Linked DNA regions of Homo sapiens: region 2 is linked to region 1. A link is an interaction called in ENCODE POLR2A ChIA-PET data of the cell type or tissue named here. Cell type or tissue: CD4-positive, alpha-beta T cell. All regions are shown on one strand. Each heading gives the region's core, and the rest is flanking DNA. Links, peaks and the distances in the headings are about the cores only. Region 1 holds the start of SNORA59A (small nucleolar RNA, H/ACA box 59A). Region 2 overlaps VPS13D (vacuolar protein sorting 13 homolog D).

What was found. Peaks named below come from ENCODE experiments on the same cell type or tissue, not always from the same donor. Only the 100,000 strongest peaks of a DNase experiment are listed, where the experiment ranks them.
Region 2: POLR2A ChIA-PET joins it to region 1 with 7 read pairs; 4 of 35 experiments call an interaction of 5 or more read pairs at or near these places.

What each region holds. Positions count from the first base shown.
Region 1 is chr1:12,504,456-12,515,976 of GRCh38, reverse strand. It overlaps VPS13D (vacuolar protein sorting 13 homolog D), which reads right to left. Exons shown (of 70, transcript NM_015378.4): 69 at 8,884-9,124; 70 at 3,930-7,084. The coding sequence ends at 6,953. SNORA59A (small nucleolar RNA, H/ACA box 59A) reads right to left here and starts at 8,731; the gene lies at 8,580-8,731. RefSeq lists enhancers at 7,067-7,568, 7,935-8,104. In CD4-positive, alpha-beta T cell, for the core only: no CTCF peak of the experiment used is centred there; a DNase peak (open chromatin) is centred at 5,116; H3K4me3 peaks cover 1,637 bases; H3K27ac peaks cover 2,608 bases.
Region 2 is chr1:12,341,458-12,352,978 of GRCh38, reverse strand. It overlaps VPS13D (vacuolar protein sorting 13 homolog D), which reads right to left. Exons shown (of 70, transcript NM_015378.4): 41 at 11,094-11,199; 42 at 9,928-10,080; 43 at 7,470-7,605; 44 at 6,327-6,374; 45 at 4,006-4,156; 46 at 3,605-3,815. Among named protein-coding and RNA genes, the nearest start is that of VPS13D, 120 kb to the right of the region's middle. RefSeq lists an enhancer at 8,084-8,243. In CD4-positive, alpha-beta T cell, for the core only: no CTCF peak of the experiment used is centred there; DNase peaks (open chromatin) are centred at 6,958, 7,468 and 7,878; H3K4me3 peaks cover 580 bases; H3K27ac peaks cover 2,354 bases.

The DNA.
Region 1 (11,521 bases), core at 1,407-9,406:
GGCTAACGTAGTGAAACCCCGTCTCTACTAAAAATACAAAAAATTGGCCGGGCGTGGTTGCAGGTACCTGTAGTCCCAGCTACTCAGGAGGCTGAGGCAGGAGAACGGCCTGAACCCGGGAGGCTGAGCTTGCAGTGAGCCGACATCGCGCCACTGCACTCCAGCCTGGGTGACAGAGCGAGACTCCATCTCAAAAAAAAGTTTTATAACCCAAGGGTTTACAGCCCGCTTTTATCCAAGCTTTGAAAAACAGAACAGAAAATTCTAATGTAATTTAAGTATTGTAAGCCAAATGGTGTTAAGTTCCCCAGTCCATTCTACGAAGACAGCATAATTTTCATCCTAAAGTCTGATGAAGAGACCGGGCACAGTGGTTCATGCCTATAATCCCAGCACTTTGGGAAGCTGAGGCAGGTGGATCAGTTGAGTCCAGGAGTTTGAGACCAGCCTGGGCAACACAGTAAGACCCGATCTCTACTCAAAATAAAAAAAATTAGCCAGGCAAGGTGGCACACGCCTATAGCCCCAGCTCCATGGGAAGAAGAGGTGGGAGGATCGCTTGAGCCCAGGAGTTCAAGGTTGCGGTGAGCCAAGACTGAGCCACTGCCCTCCAGCCTGGGCAACAGAGTGAGACCCTGTCTCAAAAGAAAAAAAAAAAAGGTTACTCTGAAAAAAAGAAAATTATAGGCCCCTTTCACTTAAAAAGTGCCAAGACTCAAAATATTAGCAAAAAGAGCCAGGAATGTATCAAAAGAATAACAAACTAACACATTTTATCCAAGTGGAATCCATTAATTCCAGGGATTAAGAGTGGTTCCATATCAGGAAATCTATCAACATGTTACTTAAACAAAAATTAAAGGAGAAGAAACAGTATAATAATAAACTGTTCATAATAACAGATGCTGAAAGGCATTTGCTATAATTCAGCAAATGCCATTCCTAACAGTAAATCCAAATGCCAACAAACAAAACGATGGTCAAATTCGCTGCTGGGGACACGCAAGATAAAGTAACAATGAACTATCACTTCGTACCCATCACACAGGTAAGAGGCGCAGAGATGGGTGCTGCCCTTCACATTCCTACCAGCACTGGGGGAAAGTGGTCCGGAACATACCTCCTAACTAATCAGCTCCCGGGAAAGGACTGCACAGAAATAGAACTGGCGTGTAAATGCATACATAGGAGGGCATCTATTGCAGTGTTGATCTTCGGGGCAGGGTGGAAGCAGCTGGAAAGCAAAGTGAATGCCCATTGAAGCAGGAATAGGTGAGTAAATTATAGAACACTTACATCATTAATGAACATGCAGCACTTCAGAGAATAAACTAGAGTGATACCAGCCTGAGGGAACAGTGAGAAAAAAAAGCAAGTCACAGAACAGTGTTTAATAGATTCCATTTTTGTAAACACAAATGTTAGGAATCTATGAATATGTATATCTGCTTATGAAACCATACATAATTATATAACGTCGTGAAAATTTGGGCGACACACAAGGTTATTAATTTTGAGGTGGAGTGGATGGAATAGAGAGGGGCGATATAGTGGGGGGAGCAAAAAGGGAAGACTACTTTTAAAAAGTGTCAGTAGGATTATTCAGCAGTGAGTTTTTTTTGACACAGTCTTGCTCTGTCACCCAGGCTAGAGTACAGTGGTGCAGTCATAACTCACTGCAGCCTTAACCTCCTGGGCTTAAGTGATCCTCTTGCCTCAGCCTCTCAAGAAGCTGGGACTGCAGGCATCCATCACCATGCCCGACCTTTTTTTTTTTTTTTTTTTGTAGAGACAGGGTCTCCCTCTGTTGCCCAGGCTGGTCTTGATCCTCCTGGCTTGGCTTCCTAAAGCGCTAGGTTTACAGTCCCTTTCTTTGGTCTTTATGATTGCTTTTATCATGCCCTCAGCCAGAGAGCCACAACTTGGATGATCTTCAAGACCCTTGCAGATGCGAGTGCAATCTCACTTCCAATTTCCTGAAGAAGTGCTCTTCCAGGTTAATCCAAACTTCTAAATAATAATGAACATGCTTGGGTGTGTTTTCAGGAAGCACTTTCTGTTATTAGGGTCTTGGGATGCAGTGTCCAGTGAACAGCAAACATCAAGTATCTCTTACGGTGCTAGAAATCACATTCTTGGTCTAAAGAGCTGGGGTGAAAGCTGTGTTTGCAGCCAACCAATACCTGCAAGACGGCTTGCTGAATTTGGCTGAGGAAATGGAAGATCGTCATACACATACCCTTTCTATGTCAATGACATCCCCATGCCCTGGAGTGCCTGGCTGGTTCACTGTCAAACACTGACTGTCCCACTGCATCTGTGAACCCCTGAAAAGAGTCTAATTGTGTGCGCGTGTGGGGGTTGTTAACCACACCTTCCACTGTCTCTCCCACTTGGAAGGGGCATAGTCTTCAGAAGCTGTGCTTTGGTTTGGAAAGCGTAGCCCCTCCCTTCTCTAGGCTTTTGGATTTCTGTTGACATTTTGTTCTGATTGGCTCTTGGCCAGTTCAACTGGGCAATGGTGGATGAGGTACTTGAATAGGTGAGGGGAACATTTCTTGATTAAAGCCAGTTCTTTGCCTGTTCTACAACACTGAAGCTGTGCAGCTACATGTGGCCGGACAAGAATACAGCCAGGCTGCCCGATTCCACTGTACATTCACGGTCATCAACGTCAAATGGGTCCTTAATGTCGCCCGGCAAACATACCATGCTTCTGTGGCCTATTCCCTTTCCCGTTACCCTACATGACTACGTGCACCTTCTCTCTCTCCAAATCAGCATCACTTCCCGCCCTGTATTCATTCTTGCCTGATGTGAGAAATCAGGAGCAATCAATGGAATCTCAAGCTCCCCCACCTCCACCCATCTTCCTGGCCCGCCAGGCCCTCTTCTCCCTTATTCCTTCCCTGCCCTCTTGAATTTCCGGTCAGTTCTCTCCATTTATGGCCAGATTCCTGTAGAGAGCTGTTGTTATTTCTCTCCTTCCATTTTCCTCTTGAATCTACTCCAACCCGGCTTTCACCTCCAATGCTCCATTGAAACAGCTCTTAGAAAGGTCTCTAGTGACTTCAGCATTGCTAGGTCCACTGATAATTGTTGGTCCGAATCCCACCTGACTTAGTAGCAGCCCTCGGTAGTCTTTGAAACCTTTCTGGCCTCAGCTTCTAGGATCCATACCCTCCTGGTGTCACTCCATCTCTGGATGATCCTGCTGAGCCTCCTTTGCTGTTTTGTTGTTGTTGTTGTTGTTGTTGAGACAGAGTTGCCAGGCTGTTGTGCCAGGCTGGAGTGCAGCGGTGTGATCTCGGCTCACTGCAACCTCCGCCTCCCGGGTTCAAGTGATTCTCCTGCCTCAGCCTCCCAAGTAGCTGGGACTACAGGCGCCCACCACCATGCCCAGCTAATTTTTTGTAGTTTTAGTTATACACATAATTATATAACGTGGTGAAAATTTGGGCGACACACAAGGTTATTAATTTTGAGGTGGAGTGGATGGAATAGAGAGGGGCGATATAGTCGGGGTTAGAGATGAGGTTTCATCATGTTAGCCAGGATGGTCTCAATCTCCTGACCTTGTGATCCGCCTGCCTCAGCCTCCCAAAGTGCTGGGATTACAGGCATGAGTCACCATGCCCGGCCTCCTTTGCTGTTTCTTCTTCAGCTGCCTAAACCCTAAGTGTGACGTCTGTCCTGCTGGGGCTTGGACCAGGAACCTCAGAATGGACTGATCAGCAGCCAGTGTAGCGCGGAGACTACTACTTACTCTTGGGAGGCTGAGACTGGTTAAGGTGTGGGGGTGCTTCCCCAGGCCTGGGGGCAGAGGCCACATTTTATTGTGAACATCACACTATGTTTGGTATTTGTCACTGGTGATAGCTCTAGAAGCTGTGGATCACCAAGAGACCAGAAGAAAACAAAAGAACAAGTTTGGGAAGTCCACAAGGCATTTTATTCCACAGGAAGAAAAATGATGACTCTGATATGAGAACCAGACTCAAGAGTCTTCACACACTGGTGACTGTAATAGTGTTTACATAATAGAGAACCAGATATTTTTAGAATTTTATCAAGCAGCTACTATGGTATTTTGAGGCCCAGATCATACTTACAAACAAAGTGGCCCTGGAGCCTTCAGAACATTGCGATGAGCACCCACCAAGCAGCAAGACACTCTTGGGATTTGGGGAAGGGGCCGCTTGTCTGTTTTCCACTGTGTAGTGACCAGGCCCAGGGGCTGGGGAAGCACTGGCCTGGCTCACCCTTCAGTGAGCACAGAGAAGCAGCGACAGCCAGGGAGTGACACGGGTCGGCCAACTGTGCTGGGTCAAGGGACTGGGTAGCTTTGGATATCTCCTTACCCAATTTACTCTTATTCCATTTATTTTACTTTCCTCAGAGACGAACTGTGTGTTTGAAGCAGAAAGAAAAGCAGTAGAAATGATCTTAACAAAGTCTTAGGCATTGCTGGCTGAATATCAGTTTACAAAGAGACGGGGCATTTAAGGAGCCAGGGGCAGGGCCTGTTTCCTCCAAAGCTTTGGATGTTTTCCTGGTGAGAACCAGGAGGGGATGTCAAATGCCCCTGAAACCTTCTGGCCTTGTCTGGCCCAGGGCTGCAGGGCAGGGGAGAGCTGAGAAGTGGAGCAGCTCGCAGTTGGCCCTCCCATCTCCCACCCAGCCCCGCCCTAGGTGGTCTTTGGATTCCATTTTAACATCTGCCTCTCCTAAGGTGCAAATGTCAAAGTGCTTGGTTGTGCAATCACAGGAGATGGGCAGCTATTTAAAGAGCTGATTAAAATTAGAAAGGAGCCCAAGGGGGGCATCTGAACACTTCTCTGGATTCCTCCTGAAGCACCAGCCCACAGGGCAGCCCGCAGCTAACTTCCTCAGTCAGGTCTGAGAACACCCAGCACTGCTGCGGCCCAAAGCAGATTTTCTTAGTAACACTAAACTCCTTAATCTCATCAAGAGATTTCAAGTGACTTTGTTCCAGAAGGTGATAGAAGGCTCACTGACGCATACAATCAACCCTTCCGAGAGTCTCATCTTTTAAGAGATCATGATCTCAGGCAGTAGGTTACTGATGACAAAAACCACAAGCCAAACCTGTGGGGGTGCAAGGAGGGAGGCTGAGGAGGAAGCTGCAGAGGAGCTGCCATCTTGTGCAGTGCTGTATCCTGCTGCCATCTTGTGCAGTGCGTGAGTGCTGAGACAATCATCACCACCCCCCAGCAAGACACACACAAACTAAAACTCACCCAGTGCCGCAAAAGCCAAGTTTCCATTCTGCAATCCACTAACTTGGAGTTCAGCAAAGGCAACCAAGCCTCGGAGTTCAAGAAAGCTGATCCTTGAACACTATGTAGCTACTTGTGCTAAAGCTCCCTTCCTTCCTCTCTGCATGCACGCGCGCGCGCGCACACACACACACACACACACACACACACAGACACAGACACAGAGGGGAAGTGGGAGAGGAAAGGGAGGGGAAGAAGATTAGCTTCATTTGTGTCTTGGAAGGATTTGGGTCATGAGTTATAAACACCAAAACCTTCCACGCATCCACTGATCCACTGAGTCATCCCAGACTCAGCTACATGTGACAAGGTTGTAGAAATTGATTAGCTTTATTAAAATAAAAATTTAAAAATCACAAGGTGACTCATTCATTCTAAAGTGAGGCCCCTTTTCCCTTCTCCCTATCTGCTTAATCCTTACAGAAAAGCGAAACACCAAAAACAAGACCCAGGGCGCTCATACCAGGCCTTGCTCCCAGCAGGAATTTAAAACCAAGGATAAGAGATGCCTTTGTCAAATCTTGGTTCCATGAAAAACTTACCAACGCAGCTTTTTAATACTCCTATTTCATCCCCCTTTCTGGAACTCTCCCTGCTCCCTTCTCATCCTGGGGTTTCCATCCTGTGTCCCCTCGGGCTGTGGAGCTACGATGCCTGCCTGTGGCTTTATTAAAAAGAAAACAGTCCCGGGGCTTTGTTCTTGGTTGTTGCTGCCCAGGCAGGAGAGCACTTTTATGTGGATTTCTGATTTGTTGCAACAGTTCAATGGGACTTTTTTTTTCCTTCTCAATCAACAGAGTTTACCAATGTTTCCAACCTCTCTAATAATAATAACCTGAGAAAACTTACAATGCTGACTTGCACCCATGTGGTAATGGAGCACAGGTTTCCCCCTAAGTTTGGTAAGACTAGTTAGGAAAAAGCCAAATGGATAACTTACATCATAATTTGTAAGAATCTAAGCACTCTTTGTAAAATGGGGGTGAGAAATTAAAAGTGGGCTCCCAAGCCCCTCTCCTAGATCCTTCTGAAGGGCCAGCGCCAGTCCTGGGTGCCACAGCTCACAGCCCAACTGGACAGCCACGATGTCAAAGGCGTCCCTTTCAGGACCACAGCCCTCACCTCAACCCACTTTACTGGGAATACTTTAGTCTCCAAAACTAAGACGTAACATTCTTTAACTTTTAAGAATGCCTTTCTATAGACAGTATCCTGAATTAGACATCTAGAATTAGTGCAATAGAAGATCCAATATAACTTTATATTACTTTACAGTTAACAAACCTTTACACATAGCACAGACCCTGTTCAGAAACGTTCCTATATATTTACAAACACACTGTTGTACATATATACATGTTAACAAAATACAGGGCAATCTAAAAATTAGATTCATCTCAGTACATGTTTTTAAACGTTATTTAACCAATACCTTTAAAAATTATTTCCCATAATCTAAAATAACTCCCTGCCTCACAAATTAATACGATTTCCATTTGTACTTTTCCTCATGAGGATTTACTTTCCCTCATTCCTTGACAACTTCCCCAAACCCGACTCCGGTTCTGCCTCCATCGTCAGCTGAGAGCTGGGCCTCTTTCCTCCTGGTGGGTCTGCGCTGTGTCGGGAGCGCCCATCTCAGCAGCGGGGCTTCAGGAGTCCAGCTCCAGCTGCTCTCGGTTTTCGCTGAGTCTTAACATAAGCTGCTGTTCATAGTAGAGGCTCTTTGCGTAGTTTATTTCTTGTGACAACTTGACAGCAAGGACCTCAGATTTCACATGGACCTAAGGAGGAGAACAGGATGGGTCACCTGTCCCCAGGATGGGGAAATCCAGGAATCAGATCCACCCAGGTGGCGGCTCCCAGCCCAGCTGCATCTCAGGATGGGATGTACACGTCAAAGAAACAGTGATGGCCAGGGCTGCTCCTGCTTCACTCGCACTCACAAGTCTGGGGTGGGTCCCTGCAATTTTTTTTTTTTTTTTGAGACGGAGTCTCTGTCGCCTAGGCGCAATCTTGGTTCACTGCAACCTCCGCCTCCCGGGTTCAAGCGATTCTCCTGCCTCAGCCTCCCGAGTAGCTGGGACTACAGGCATGTGCACAGCTAACGATTTTTTTTTTTTTTTTTTTTTTTAAGTAGAGATGGGGTTTCACCGTGTTAGCCAGGATGGTCTCGAACTCCTGACCTCGTGATCCGCCCGCCTCGGCCTCCCAAAGTGCTGGGATTACAGGCATGAGCCACTGCGCCCAGCCGGTCTTTTTAAACATTCCCCAGGACTGTACAGCCAACCCATACTCACCTGACATTTGGGAACTCCCCCCCACGGCCATAACTGATCTGCAGAGGTAAGACCAAGAGCAAGAATGGGGGATTCACATCTAAGGTCTGGTGATGGCTGATGAAGGAAGAAGAATCAGCGAACAAAAGCCTCTAGGTCTTTCTTACCACAAACACCTCTCTGCCCACCTGCTTTGAAAGGGGCAGAAGTATAGTGGGCGAGGCTGCCCACCTGCTACAGTGAAGGGATCTGGAGAAATACTCACACTTTGAGGTGCTCGCCCTCTTCATCAGCCAGCTCTAACTTAAGCCAATGACCCCACGGGAGCCTTACACAAGTCCAAACAGGCCCAAATGCATTCATGAGCAGGGGGAGGCCAAAGGACTCCGGAGGAGAGAGGCCCAATAAGGCTGGCGCTATTTCCGATCCATAGAGAGAGCAGAGGTGGGCAGGCCCTTTTGATTAATGTATCATTCTTGAATGCAAGCTTCAAAATCCGGGTATGCCGGGTGAGAATGAGCAGGACTAACACCTGGGTGTCATGGCAAGCCTCCAGGGCCGACTGGCCAGAGACAGATCCGCAAGAGGCTCTGCAGCCAGCTCTGGTGCCAAGCCACTCGGATTTGAACCCCGGCTCCTCAAGGTCAGCTGTGTAGCCTTGAATGAATCACCTGCTATGACCAATAGTGAGGAGGGGATGACAGCAACACAGTGATCAGACAACCCACAAGACAGCCAGCCCTCTAGGAACGTTAGCTATTCGCAGGAGCTTTATTATTTAAAAGCCTTGTCATAACAATACCTTGTCCCCTTTGGAGGGAAAGTATAACTTTTATTTACAAATAATTATTGAGCATGCTAGATGCTACTAGAACAAAAGTTACGGTTTCCACTGTTAAGGAGAAACAATGGAGAAACCAGCGTGAGCTCCAGTGCTTTCTTCGATTTGGTGCACTGAAGAATCCCATTTTGGGAGCAGAAAAACCCTGTGTGTTGTGTTAGCTGTTCCTTATCACCAACGAGAGTAAGTATTGTTACCCTCACTACATCTACGGGTAACTGAGGCACAAACGTTGTGAGGCAGTTAATGTTCCCAGGGTCACCCATGGGCCAGCTGGGAGGGCAGCATCGCCCCGTGAACATACCCTGGGCCCCTCCCATGTTCAGGACTGAGAGGCAGCACTCCTGGGAAGGGCCCAGCCTCAACCTCCTAAATGAGCTCCTGCTGAGGACGGGGAAGCAGGGCAGAGGCATCGAGGCCCTGGCCCCGCCCCTCAGGAGCCTGAGAACAGCCAGGCACTCACCATGGGCTTCTGGTGGGAGGGGCCGGGGATGGACACTCCACTGCTCGTGCTCACGGCTTTCTTGGTCACCTGCACATACACCTTCCCATGGTCTTTGGAGACAAGGCAGTGGTAGAGGTCATCGTATTTGACTTCTAGGAAAATGGCTTCTCGATCCACGTAGTCTCCACTTTTCAGGAAGTAAACAGCTTTGGAGGAGATGAGCACGCAGTAGCTGTCAATGTTCTCCACAGCGATGAAGCTGCAAAGCGAGACGGGAACACAGGAGTGACACCTGGGGCTTCGCCCAGCATCAGGGGGAGGCCCACTGCGGGCTCTGTGGCCCCAGGGCCTGAGTGCGAATCCCGGCCCCCTTGCCGGGAAATACTTCTAAATCCTGAAATTCTATCTTGTGGGTGTTTGTTGTTTTTCTGTGAGCATTTTTGGATAGCTTAAAGCTTACAGAAAACTGTAACAATACTCTATTGGACAAAACAGAAAACACGATGCCTTTCAATGTGAAACTGAAGGAGCAGCTGAGAAAGTTCACTGCCTGGCAGAGGAGAGGGAAACATGAAGGGGCGAGAAGACGCAGCTGGGGGCGCTGAAAGCTGAGGGGGGAAAAGCAGAATTAAACAGGTTCACCAAATGGCACGCCATGAAGAGACAGCCTGGCGTTAAAACACCTGCACCTCCCCATCCGCTTCCTCCCTCTCTAAGCTCAGCACCTCCAGGGACAGGGCACCCCCCCATCCACTTCATGTTCAGAAAACTCAAAGAGTCAGAAAACGCTTTCTTAGGTAAAACTGTCATCTTCCTTTTGGAAACTTCTAGTTGTTACTTCAGGAGCTTTAGGGCCACTCCAACAAAACTGAATTCCTCTATCATGGAGCTCACACATTCAAAGTGGAAATTTATGCACATCAAACCTCTCTGGCCACTGAATGAAGAGCAGTGAACCTTGGGAACAGTGTGACAGTTCTCCCGGGCCTGGCTGCCTCCCCTGCATCTTGTGACAGCCCTTCACAATGGGGCTGCAGTGTCCAGGGACAGCAGACAAGGATGGACAGTGGCAGGAATACTAAAGGCTGACGACGGAGTGGCAGTCGAGCTCCTGCTGGCAAACTGAATTGCTCAGAGCCAGGCTCCACCTGGAAGTGTTCTGAAACCTGGGTCCAGAACGGCGTTGTTCCCAGGTCCTCTGAAGGGGGCAGAAGCCTGGGGGCAGGAGGTGGCCTGCCTGTCGAGGGGAGCAGGCTGCCGGGCCCTCGCTCACTTGGGGTCCGTGCAGGACGCACACCTGCTCTCCCAACTTCTCTAGATCCCATCCCCCTCCCCGCAAGGATCACAGGTTCTAACTTCTCTGTGAAGCATCCCCCACATACTCCAGCCCCTCCTCCACTTTTGAGCATTTAATTGTGATGGCCCCCAAAGCATGGCCAAGCACAAACTCATTCTTTCCACATGTCCTGGATAAGTCTCTTTGCTGACTACGAGGTGAGCCCTCTAAGTGGAGTCCATATCTCACAGCCCCGTGTCTTCCTGAGCACCCCACAGAGTTGGCCACCCCATCAGCGCTCAGTAAGTGACTGCCTTGTTCCAGTTGCCATTTTAATTACAGACGCCCATGACAAAAACTGGGATTTATTGTTCTATTCTAACTGGTTGGCAATGCCAAGAATGTGGACTTGTAAAGTCTCAATGCTGAAATTAGAAAGACCCGCAGCCTTCAGTGTTTAGGCCACTCAGCACAGACGTTCTCACATCTTGCGCTCTAACCGCATTGAGAGCGGCAGCATCACTGAACAGAGTTGAATGGAATCTGAAATAGCTGGTCCGGGGAAGAAAGGAGGGCACAGGGAAAGACAGAAAGACAGACAGAGAGGGATAAAAATGATCCTGACACAGAGAAGAGGTGACACAGCGCCAGCCAGAACTGGCGGGGATCTGAGATGAGACCCGGAAGCAGCCTACACCCCTGAGCATCGGTGGGCCTGGTGCACAGCCACTGAGGCCGTCACGGGCTCTCCAAGGAGACTCCAAAGTTGGCCACCATGATTGGGATGACAGCAGGAATGTGCATGAAAAATCCAACTGAGATGTGAGGTTCCTTCCTCTAGGTGAGCACAGCACAGGCACTTCCACCTCATTGCCCAGCCCCCAGCCCCCAGCCCCCAGCGCCACCACCCTGGGCACTTGACATAGCTGACATTTACATGTCAGCCAAGGGCTTCCCATCCGGGCAGATGCTCTCACACCCAGGCCAGAGTGGCCGACATGACTAGTGTGCTTTCCATCCTGGAACACTTCTATAGGCTTTCAAACAGACTCTTTTCCAAGATGCCCCAGATGGTTCAAGTCCTCCATCAGGCCAGAACCACTTCTGGAGGAGGGGTGACTCTGAGCTGGGACGCCCTCCGGAAAAGTAGAGAGCACAGCGAAGGAAACACAGGCCGAGCTGGCAGGAAAGCCCGGCCCGCTGGCTGACTCTGGCCGAGTCCGTTGCTTTCTTGGTAGCTCAGACTCTTTCATCTCTCTGATGGAGAGGGTAATCCCTGCCAGTTTTCTTCACAAAGTGAGCACGGAGGTCAAGGAATTCATGGCCATACAGAAAGGTAAGTGGAGGAAGGCAGTGCTGTCACTCCACACGGATCTCTGT
Region 2 (11,521 bases), core at 1,972-9,971, 160 kb after region 1:
TTTTTTTTTTTTTGAGACTGAGTTTCACTCTTATTGCCCAGGCTGGAGTGCAATAGTGCTATCTTGGCTCACTGCAACCTCTGCCTCCTGGGTTCAAGCCATTCTCCTGCCTCAGCCTCCTGAGTAGCTGGGATTACAGGAGTGCACCACCATGTCTGGCTAATTTGTTGTATTTTTAGTAGAGACGGGGTTTTACCATGTTGGTCAGGCTGGTCTCGAACTCCTGACTTCAGGTGATCCCCCACCTTGGCCTCCCAAAGTGCTGGGATTACAGGTGTGAGCCACTGTGCCCGGCCAGTACTTAACTTTTATAAGAAATTGCCACACATTTCTCCAAAGTAGTTATACCATTTTACACTCCTACTAGCTACTTATGAGAGTTTAGTGGCTCCACATCTTTGTCAACACTTGGTGTTGTCATTCTTTTTTTATTTCAGCCATTTCAATTAGAGTAAAACATTACCCACTGTATGCATTTCCCTAGTGAATAATCACACTGAGCATCTTTCCATTTGTCTATTGGCTGGGTATTTTCTTCTGTAAATTGTCCGTTCTTTTGTCTATTCTTTTTATTATCTTTTTATTGTTGATCTGTAGGAAGTTCTTCATGTACTCCATGCAAAAATCCTTTCTCAGATATATGTATTTTTCCAATTCTGTGGCCTGTGTACTCCTTCTTTATTTTTTTGAGACAGAGTCTCGCTCTGTCACCCAAGCTGGAGTGCAGTGGTGTGATCTCAGTTCACTGCAACCTCTGCCTCCCAGATTCAAGCGATTCTCCTGCCTTAGCCTCTGGAGTAGCTGGGATTACAGGCGTGTACCACCATGTCTGGCTAATTTGTTGTATTTTTACTAGAGACGGAGTTTCACCATATTGGCCAGGCTGGTCTCGAACCCCTGATCTCAAGTGAGCTGCCCACCTTGGCCTCCCAAAGTGCTGGGATTATAGCCGTGAGCCACTGCACTTGACTTTCTTTTAGTCTCTTAATATGATGAGTTACATTTACTGATTTTCAAATATTAAGCTAATCTTAAATTTCTGGGATAAACCACTTGCTGGATTGCATTTCATAATATTTTGATAAAGGGCTGGGCACAGTGGCTCACACCTGTAATCCCAGCACTTTGGGAGGCCAAAGTGGGCAGACTGCTTGAGGTCAGGAGTTCAAGACCAGCCTGGCCAACATGGTGAAACCCCATCTCTACTAAAAATACAAAAATCAGCCGGTTGTGGTGGTGGGTGCCTGTAATCCCAGCTACTCGGGAGGCTGAGGCAGGAGAATCACTTGAACCTGGGAGGCGGAGGCTGCAGTGAGCCAAGATCACACCATTGCACTGCAGCCTGGGTGACACAGCAAGACTCTGTCTCAATCAAAAAAAGAAAAACTTGGCTGGGCACGGTGGCTCACGCCTGTAATCCCAGCACTTTGGGAGGCCAAGGTGGGTGGATTGCCTGAGGTCAGGAGTTTGAGACCAGCCTGGCCAACTGGTGAAACCTCATCTCTACTAAAAATACAACAATTAGCTGGGCATGGTGGCAGGCGCCTGTAATCCCAGCTACTCAGGAGGCTGAGGCAGGAGAATCGCTTGAATCCAAGAGGCGGAGGTTGCAGTGAACCAAGACTGCACTCTTGCACTCCAGCCTGGGTGACAAGAGCAAAACTCCACCTCAAAAAAAACAAGAAAAAATTTTTAATAATGATATTTGCACCTCTTCATGGGGAACACTGGCTCACAGTTTTTACATAGTAGCTGTATCAGGTTTTGGTATTAGGGATATGTTGGCCTCATAAAATGAGTTCGGAATTGTTCTTTCCTCTTCTATTTTCTGAGAGATCTTGTGTAAAACTGTTATTATTTCTCCTTAAACGTCTGGTAGAATTCACTAGTAATGTTATATGGGCCTATAGTGTTCTTTGTGGACAAAGGCTTTTCTAACAGTTGAAGTTCTTTTAATTTAGATACTGGGTTATTTGGATTTTCTATTTCTTCTTTGTATCAGTTTTGATAACTTGTGTTTTTCAAGAAAGGTGTCATTTACATCTGGAATGTACTGGCATAAAATTGTTCTTACCTCCTTTTCATCCTTTTTATGTCTATAGGATCTGTAATAGTGCCTCATTTTTTTCATTCCTTATATTGGTAATTTGTGTGTTCTGTCTTTTCTCCTTCAGCAAGTCTTGCTAGAAGTTTGTCAAATTTATGTCAATTTTGACATTGTTGATTTTCTATTTTCTAGTTCACTGATTTCCATCCATATTTTTATTGTTTCCTTTTCCTATTTGTTTTGAATTTGCTGTTCTTTAACTAACTTCTGAAGGCAGAAGATTAAATCAGCAATTTTATATATTCTTCATTTTCTTTTCTTTTTTTAAATTAATTGAGACTTAACCAAAGATCTTCCCCATTTTCTAATATGAGGATTTACAAACTATAACTTCTACCCTCGGAACTGGTTTTGCTGCATCCCCCATATTTAAACATGTCTGCCTTTTATTACCTTTTGATTCAAAATATTTTCTAAGTTCCTTTGTGATTTCTCTTTTTTGACCCATGGATTATTTACAAATACATTGTTTAATGTCCCAATATTTGGGATTAGGTATCTTCTTATTGTTTATTTCTAGTTTACTTCTATTGTGATCAGGAAATACATTCTGTATGGTTTTAGTTCTTTAATATTTATTGATCTTTGTTTTATGGCCCAGCAGATGATCTCTCTTGATAAGTGTTCCACATATACTTGAAAAGAATGTATAATCTGTATATAAATGTCTATTATAACAAGCTCATTGATAACATTGTTCAAATCTTTTACATATTTATTGATTTCTTTGTTCTATAAATTACTGAAATAGAAGTGTTAAAATCACCAACTCCAGCTATGTATTTGATGTATTTCTTCCTTTAGTCTGTTAACAATTTGCAGATCTGGGTAAAGAGTATAATGAAATTCTTTACACTATTCTTGTATCTTTTCTCTAAGTTTAGACTAAATGAATGCCTGTCTTCACTATAAAAGAAACTAAAGCTAATCCTCATTAAATAAGTTGAAAGTCTAAATTTGTTAGGGTGTAACATAGCAATCCAGTATTATTTCCAACACTGAATCTAGTAACATACTCCCGTATAATGGGAAAACAGGAGTTTAAATGGTTAGGCAATTTTGTCAAAGTTCTCAAGAAAGTCAGTATGAGGTACATAAACCTTCAAATTATTTTGAAATCTCTCATTCAAAAAACTCCAAACCCCAGGATTTTGCTTTCCAATTTTGGAATGAGAACTCGTTATTTTCTGTTTGTTTTCCTTCCCGTCTCTATATGTCCTCTCTTTATGCTGTTGTACAACACAAACTTCTAATCTTGTATGTGTAAATAGCATGTGTGTTGGCTGTCTCTCCCATGTAATAAAGCCTCCCCAGACCCCACCAACCGTTAGCACTTGAGTTCTCATGAACTCTAACTAAAACTCAAGGAATAAGAACTTTAGAGTTTAAATAAAGATAACTGAATCTCTAAGGGTCTTTAGAGAAAGAATGGTAATAGTCATTCCAAAAGAAAAAAAAAAGGCAAAAGTGACATGTCACTGCAGTGGTGCTACATACCTGAAAAATCGGCTTTTTTCTGTGTCCATAGAGTGGCACTCTCGTTTACTGCTACTAATTTCTGCAGTCTTCACTACATTGGTCCAATGAATGGGAGCCTTACAGAAAAATACACCCAATCCTTTGGGCCGGGCCTGTAGCCGCCAAGAAGTGAGGTGTAAAGGCACAGCAAACGAATCCCCTGGCATGATAGCAGGAAGCACCACTGGCTCTGCCACAGAAATAAGGGTTAACACTTTCAGGCAATGGTCCTCCACCCCAAAGATTGACCATCTCAGGACAAAAGAAGACAGACCATATATACTGACTGCTGGGGAAGATACCACTGGGGAAAAAGAGACTTGACAACAGTCAAGAAGTATTTATCAGCATTTACTATATGCTAGACAATCAAAACATACTGTCTGGAGCTGATGGGCTATCCAGTCTTAGTTCCATTGGTGTCTCAAGTCTGTTCCTCACAATGAGGGCTGACCGGACAGTGATGACTTTCCGTGCACTGCCTTCCATAGTCACTGCAAAGACCACCCGCACTGGTGGGAGTGAAGAGAACTGTGAAAGAGCGATAAAGACAAAATAGTTATGTTTCTGAAAAAACATATAAAATACAATAATATCGATCAGAATGTCTACCTTAAAAGTGTCTTATTACTACTATAGTTCTTCAGTGAAATCAGTCATAAAACCCTAAAGCCATTCAACTTTAAAGGGAGTAAACATCCTATACACTGTTAAAAAAAAAAATTCTAAAAAGTTCTACAAAAACAGATAATCCACTCAGATGTGATATCACAAAGTGTGTCACTAAGAAAAATCAGTCCTAAGCCTCTAGAAACATTATTAAAAACATTCACCTGAGACTGTGATAATAACCTATCCAATTTTCCAAACTTCCTGTAATTTGGTAAGAAAGTATCTGCTGGAAATTATCCTTGATTCATAAAGCCCCTGAGTTCCTTACAACGAAACTGAAAAAGGCTTGTCTTCTACTCTACTGGCAGGGAATTAAATAAAGAACATCCAACACAATTAAAATTAGAAATAATGAGGTAGGACTTTGCAAAACATTAAATGATTTACCTTCTGTGTTATTTTCCTCCTAGATTAATATCCAAACAATGGCTTGGGTACTGCCCAAATACAGAAAAACAGAAGGAAGTCTTCTGAGATTAACATTTGTCTTTGTAAAATCCAGAAAGTGTAAAAGAAAGAATTGTCTGCATTGGTGTGCCTTTCATAGGAACAAATAATAACTTCTTTTTTTCTAAATGTCATAAAATATATTATTTAGGTCCATATATTATTTGTTGACATGTCTACACAAAAACCAATGTCTGTATTTTAAAGAACTTTAAAAATAATCACTTGTTCATAAAAAGGACACCAAGGTTCAGAAACTCAACATAATGAAGGGCAATTATTTATTTTGGTCTTGGGTTACCGCCATTACGTTATTTTTCCATATGTTCATTCACACATTCAACACACATTTTGTGCTAATACCATGTGACAGGAAATTTTCTTAAAAGTAGAAAAATCCCATGTTAGGTACACCAAAGAAAAAGTCTGAAAGTACTACTCTTAGAATGAGTGTCCAGAACATATTAACAATGCTTTTTACTGGAGAAACAAATGGCATGACATTCAAGCTTTTCATTCTGCCAACTTTCTCATTAAGACAAACAGCAAGTGAAAGTCAATCCAATAAACAATAAAATGAAGAGCTCCATGTTTTGAACCAAGACTTCTAGGAAGTCCAAACAAAAAGGCAAACTACAATTTTCTAGAGTGTTTTTAGAAGGACACAATCCTAGGCATAAATCATCATCGAAGCTCCAGCTTCCAGTGACCCAACCCAAAAAAGGCCCCAATAGTCAAAGCCAGTAACAATTACTTAAAATCCTAGGCTGGGCGCGTTGGCTCACACCTGTAATCCCAGCACTCTGGGAGGCCGAGGCAGGCAGATCACGAGGTCAGGAGATCGAGACCATCCTGGCTAACACGGTGAAACCCCATCTCTACTAAAAATACAACAAATTAGCCGGGGGTGGTGGCAGGTGCCTGTAGTCCCAGCTACTTGGGAGGCTGAGGCAAGAGAATTGCTTGAACCCGGGGGGCGGATGTTGCAGTGAGCTGAGACGGCACCACTGCATTCCAGCCTGGGCAACAGAGCGAGACTCCGTCTCAAAAAAAAAAAAGAAATCCTGATGTTGTTTCAAACCTTGATATTGTTCAGGCCTACCTGAAATTTTGTTTCAAAACCTACAATCATCAGGGAGAAGAAATTATAAATAAAAGCCTGGAATAAGTTTGTTAATGTCATTTCGTGATGATGTTTCAAAAGCCAAAGAGGAAATAAACTGCTACTTTTTCCTTCTTATTTACTTTCATGACCTTTGGACCCAAAACTATGAAACACATATGGTCATACCAGGGTTCATTTCTATTTTAACTTAGAATGAAAAGGAGACCTTGGACCAAACATTTGCCTTTTCCTTCTCCTTCCCTGTAATACTTAGTCTCACACACCAAGCTAGGTGAAAACATTTTCTTGCAAGTTTTTGGAAAAGGAAGGTAATCATTAATAGAAAAGGGCAGAGATAAATTTCAATCGCATATATGTCATAAAGTTTCTCTGATCATTAAGAAATGTATATCCACATGATTCAGGTGCAGTGTATATACGCAATAAACACAATGACAACAGGAAAATCATACTTACATAAACCTGGGGATGTATAATATTTGTTCTGCTGCTTGGGCTGCCAATCTGAAAAAGATTTCAAAAGTTAGAGTCAGCACAGACTTAAGATAATTAGCAACGTTAAATTCAATGACAACATAATTTTCTTCAAAGGGTCGTGTTTGTAAATACTTTCAAGTAAAGTATAGTCTACTATGAAGATAAAACATCTCCTCTTAAAGATATGGAAAAAACAATATTCATTTTATAACCATTCAACGTATGCCAAATTTCTCCCCAACACATCAATGCAGTAAGAAAGGTACCTATGAGGGAACTGGTCCTGTCATTACTAGACATAAACTTAGGCTGAAAAGTAATCCTGAAAAGGTTTTGTTTTTGTTTTTGTTTTTGTTTTTTTGTAAGAAACTTGGGGCACAAGAGCAACAGTAAAAATGGACAGTTGTGCAACAGTGTTTTCTAAGAATATTTTTCATGAAGAAAGCTGCAATATCTCTGCACGTCTGCATTTCCACCTCACTACTGGCTACCCAAAAATAAGTGCAAGTGTTCCATGAAGTATGAAGGAGGATGGGGCAAGAGGACCCATGGCAGCTCTGTCAGCCAGGATGTCAGCCTCCACCTGCATGTACAAGTCAGGGATGCCACCTGCATCATTTCCTGGGCTGTCCCTCCAACCACTGGGACTACAGGCAGGAAGGGTATGTGAGAGCATGTGTGATCAGAAAATAAACGACAGTGGACATCTCTCTTTGTGCCACAGAGAAAGATTTGGAGACACAGAGTAAAAGGATCAAGGTGCTGCATTATAAGAAATATTAAAAACACAGTGTATATGGACAGCATAACAATATGTGAAATAAAAACAAGACTCAGGTTCAGCAGACTAGTAAACTGCCAGTCAGGCCAGCTAGCATGAAATGGATCTACAGAGGTGAGGAAATGTGTTACTGCTGATTTTAAATCTTGTTTTTCTACTGAAACTAACCATTGGCTGGCTTATCTACATATTGATTACCAATGCCTATGACTGACCCAGTCAGTCCTAGAATTAGGGGAAAGAAAGAACAAGAAAGTTTCATTAGAGTAAGCTTATTACAGGCTTAACCATCTGACTTCCTGACAGTCGCTTAACCATCTGACTTCCTGAATGTCACACACCGTAGAGGAAGATGAATTTTTATCTGGTGCTGCATATCGAAAAAAGGTCCCGACTTTGTCCACAGACACTGGGCTCACTTGCTCCCAGCCATTTACTCTCACTTGCAGTTGATGAATCCGGAGGTCATGGGTGTGTCTGTCAGGCAGAACAAAGAAAAAGATATTAGGCACAATCTCCAGAAGGGATGAAAAGTAGAAGCAAAGACACAAATCTGATTTAGTACATATGATGTAAAAACCCAGTTGGCTAAACCTTTTGGAGATTACCTAATGCAAGGGAAATCAGGAGCACAGTTTAACTGGGTTTTACACTTACAACACAAACTGCAAGATCTGTAAAGCTTGACTGAGTAAGAGTGGCATTTATCCTCCATTGTACAAACCACGCAAAACCTAAACACGAGCCAAGGTCTTTCCCCCACCAACCCTCACCCCAACCTATATAATGATGTCACTGGGGTGGTAAAAATGCAGTAGCGATTTAATCATATAACCATACTCTTGGAAATGCATAAAAAATTATTCTTGGTTCCTTTGTTGAAATCCTAATTCGCTCAGAACCACATGCAGTTGTTTGGCTCCAGCCCTACGTGACTACAGACAGGGCAGGAGAGGCACAGCGCTCATTTCAGGGCTCCTGTGCTCGACTGAAACTGGAGCAGAAGGCAGTGGGCAGAACAGGAGGAACAGGAGGAAACTGCACATTTAATTCTATTTTAGATTTTGCCTAATTCAAGCCAGAAGTGAAATGGGGAACTAGATTTGAGGCTGACAGGAAGCGGGGAGGGAGGCAAGGAGTGGGGTGCAGTGTGCCAAAAGGGGAAAAAGCCAGAAAAGGCATTTATTTTGAAGAATTCAAGCAGAATAGTGGGACCTGAAATGGATTATGAAATACGGAAACAAAAACAGAAATGACAAAGAGGTCAAACCCTTTCTGATATGACAGAGGATGGGCTTATCCAGAAATGTTCCCAACAGTTCTGTAGTTAGCTTCTCCAAGAACTGTGGGGACCAACAGGAAAATGCTCACTGCTCTTACCTGGAAGCTAAAGTGGCTTCCAAGCACATGTGTGCCCAGCATAGTGATTTTTTTTTTCCCTATAAAATCCCTGGAGACCCACACGTTCAGAACTCTTGCTTCTTGGGAATAATGTGTGTGGGTACCAAAGCTATGCAAAAGGAAACCTGCTTGACTTGGGAGCAAGTTTACACTCAGGAACTGAAAGCACCACAAAAAGCACATGATTACAGAAAGCTAAAGCCAATCTCTTCAATTTCAGCTCAGCTTGAAAACAAATATGAGGCTCAAATACTAAATCTTAACCTATTCAAATGCTGTCTTAACCTATTCATATCCACTGGATAGCCTGTGCATAGAAAAATACTTGTAAATAATACAACACTTTATTGGATATTTTATGATCTCTCAGTAATCAGATAGAACATTTTCTCACATTCATTCCAGTTTTGAGTATGGGTACTTCAGGAATGCATCAGCTAGCAGTCTCCCCAGATCAGTTCTTTTTAGAATCAGAATTTGTCTTCTTATTAGCTTTGAGTCCTGAAACTAGCTGCTTGTTAAAAGTACTACGTGGCATATATGTAAATTAAAATTGAAATCAACATGCTTTGAGAATCTTTTAAGAATACCATATCACCAATCCATCATGAAAATCAGGCCAAGATGCAATAAACTTGAGGGTTATGATATGTCTATGTTTCCACCAAATTCTGTGAAACACACAGGTTATCACCTCATATGTCAAATAAATGGATAGTTAATGAAAAGACATGTATTTCCAAGATGGCAGCAAAGTCTTTATTTTTTAAAAGGAGGCTGGGTGCAGTGGCTCACGCCTGTAATCCCAGCACTTTGGGAGGCCGAGGTGAGAGAACTGCTTGAGCCCAGGAGTTTGAGACCAGCCTGGGCAACACAGTGAGACCTCATCTCTACAAAAATAAAATAAAATAAAATAATAAAAGGAAACACTGATTTACGAAATATCTTTTAAAAAGAAGACATTAAAATCATTAATAAGGGGCCAGGTGTGGTGGCTCACACCTGTAATCCCAGCACTTTGGGAAGCCGAAGCGGATCACTTGAGGTCAGGATTTTGAGACCAGCCTGGCCAACATGATGAAACCCCATCTCTACTAAAAATAAAAAATTAGCCAGGTGTGGTGGAGCATCCCTGTAATCCCAGCTACTCAGGAGGCTGAAGCAGGAGAGTTGCTTGATCCCAGGAGGCAGAGGCTGCAGTGAGCTGAGATCGTGCCACTGCACTCCAGCCTGGGCAACAGAGCAAGAAGACCCTGTCTCAAAAATAAAATAAAATAAGATAAGATAAAATAAAATAAAATAAAATCATTTATAAGGAAAGTAAAAAGACAAAACACTAGGGACCCTCACTTACATCCACTTTCTTTTTTTTAAAGAAAAGAATAAACCATACTTTACCTGTGTCTTAACTTTCCTCTTGCTTCAAATTCAAAGGGAATCTCTTCACCTGTAAGGACTTCTCGCCATTCACTAACATTGTGAGTATCATCGAGAAATGTTCCGTTCCCTTCTGGAACTACCCCTGGACTCCCACTGTGAGAGAGTGCAGCTCTGGAACCAAATCAGATGACATCAGCCTGTCCCTGTTTCTTCCCAGCTCCCTCTCACAGGAGCCCCGTGCAGAAGAGCAGAACCTTCTCACAACTCAATTCCCAGCAATAAAAGGCTGCATGACCTAGCTACAAAGAATGACCTTGAGGGTCGCTAACTATAGCTATCTTCGTGCTGAATCACAACTTATTTGACATTTTAGAAACAGCTGAAAGCTGTCACTCTGTAGCCACTTACCTCAGGCAGTAGAATCTGGTACATGTGAATTAAGGCATGACTTTTTCAAGTGGCATTTAAGTGATTAGTTGGAATTTAACAGACCTACACTGTTAAAACAAAAAAGCTTCTCTTCTAGAGCAGTCTCATACTTGGGGGAGGTCGGAGAAATGTGATTTCAAATCAATGGATTCTGTTACTCATGCCATGCACTTCATGACCTCAGCTGGAACGACCACCATGTACTTGGAAGGCTGAGCCAAGATCTAAACAGGCAGAAAGTTGTTAGAAAAGGTTCTCGCCTGGCTTAGGTAAAGTCTCCTTTGTTCTCCAAACTCCACCCAATTCCATCTGGGTTGAAGTGCGTTTTAGGTATGAAAGAATTCTTTAGGGATAGAGGGAGAATGGGGATGTTTTCAAAGCAATCTTGGAATAAAATGGCAAAACATTTGGTGTGATAACCACACATAGCTCTTTAAAATGGGAAAGAAGGTAGAGATCGAGGAGAAAAGATGGAATGGCTTTTTCATACTTCCTGCTCACATCCTTAATTTGCTTGGCTTTTAAACATAAGGTATACCAAAAACAAGATCATAATTAGACTCAGGACCTGCTTCTCTGACTATAGATTCTCTACAAAACCAGAACCTCCATCATAAATCTCAGCAAGACAGCAAGTTATTCATTCAAATATCATCCCAAGAGCCTCAAGAGGGGGCCCACCTTGCTCTACTGGGCTGGCACAAGAAGGCTTTGGTGGCAGAGATGACTCGGGGTAATATAAACTGACTGCTTACCTGGTGGGTGTGGTGGTCAGGGTGGCAAACCACAAAGTGCACCCCGTGTGGTTCCTCAGAGCAAAGGGGACAAATGGCTGCCGGCGCTTGGGGGTTTTCACCTCTGCTACGACAAACAGAAGAAGGCTATGAGCAGACGCCCCTATCTGCATGGCAGAGACCCTCCCCCAACCTGGAGACAGTGCCCAAATTTGTCTCTTGTGCAAAGGGGCTGAAGGTGGAAGCAAGAAAGAAGGAACAGGACAAATGGAAGCTCCACGTATTTGCTGGCTGCTATGGGAGAATTTGGTCCCTGCCTGACTATTCCCAGCCCCCAATTCTTCCACAACTCTTACAGGCCTTATCTCTCAGAAGAAGGCATCAGGACCTAACTTGGTGGGAATCACGAAAGAAATAAAAATGGACCTCCCCAGTGCTGCCAAGAACTA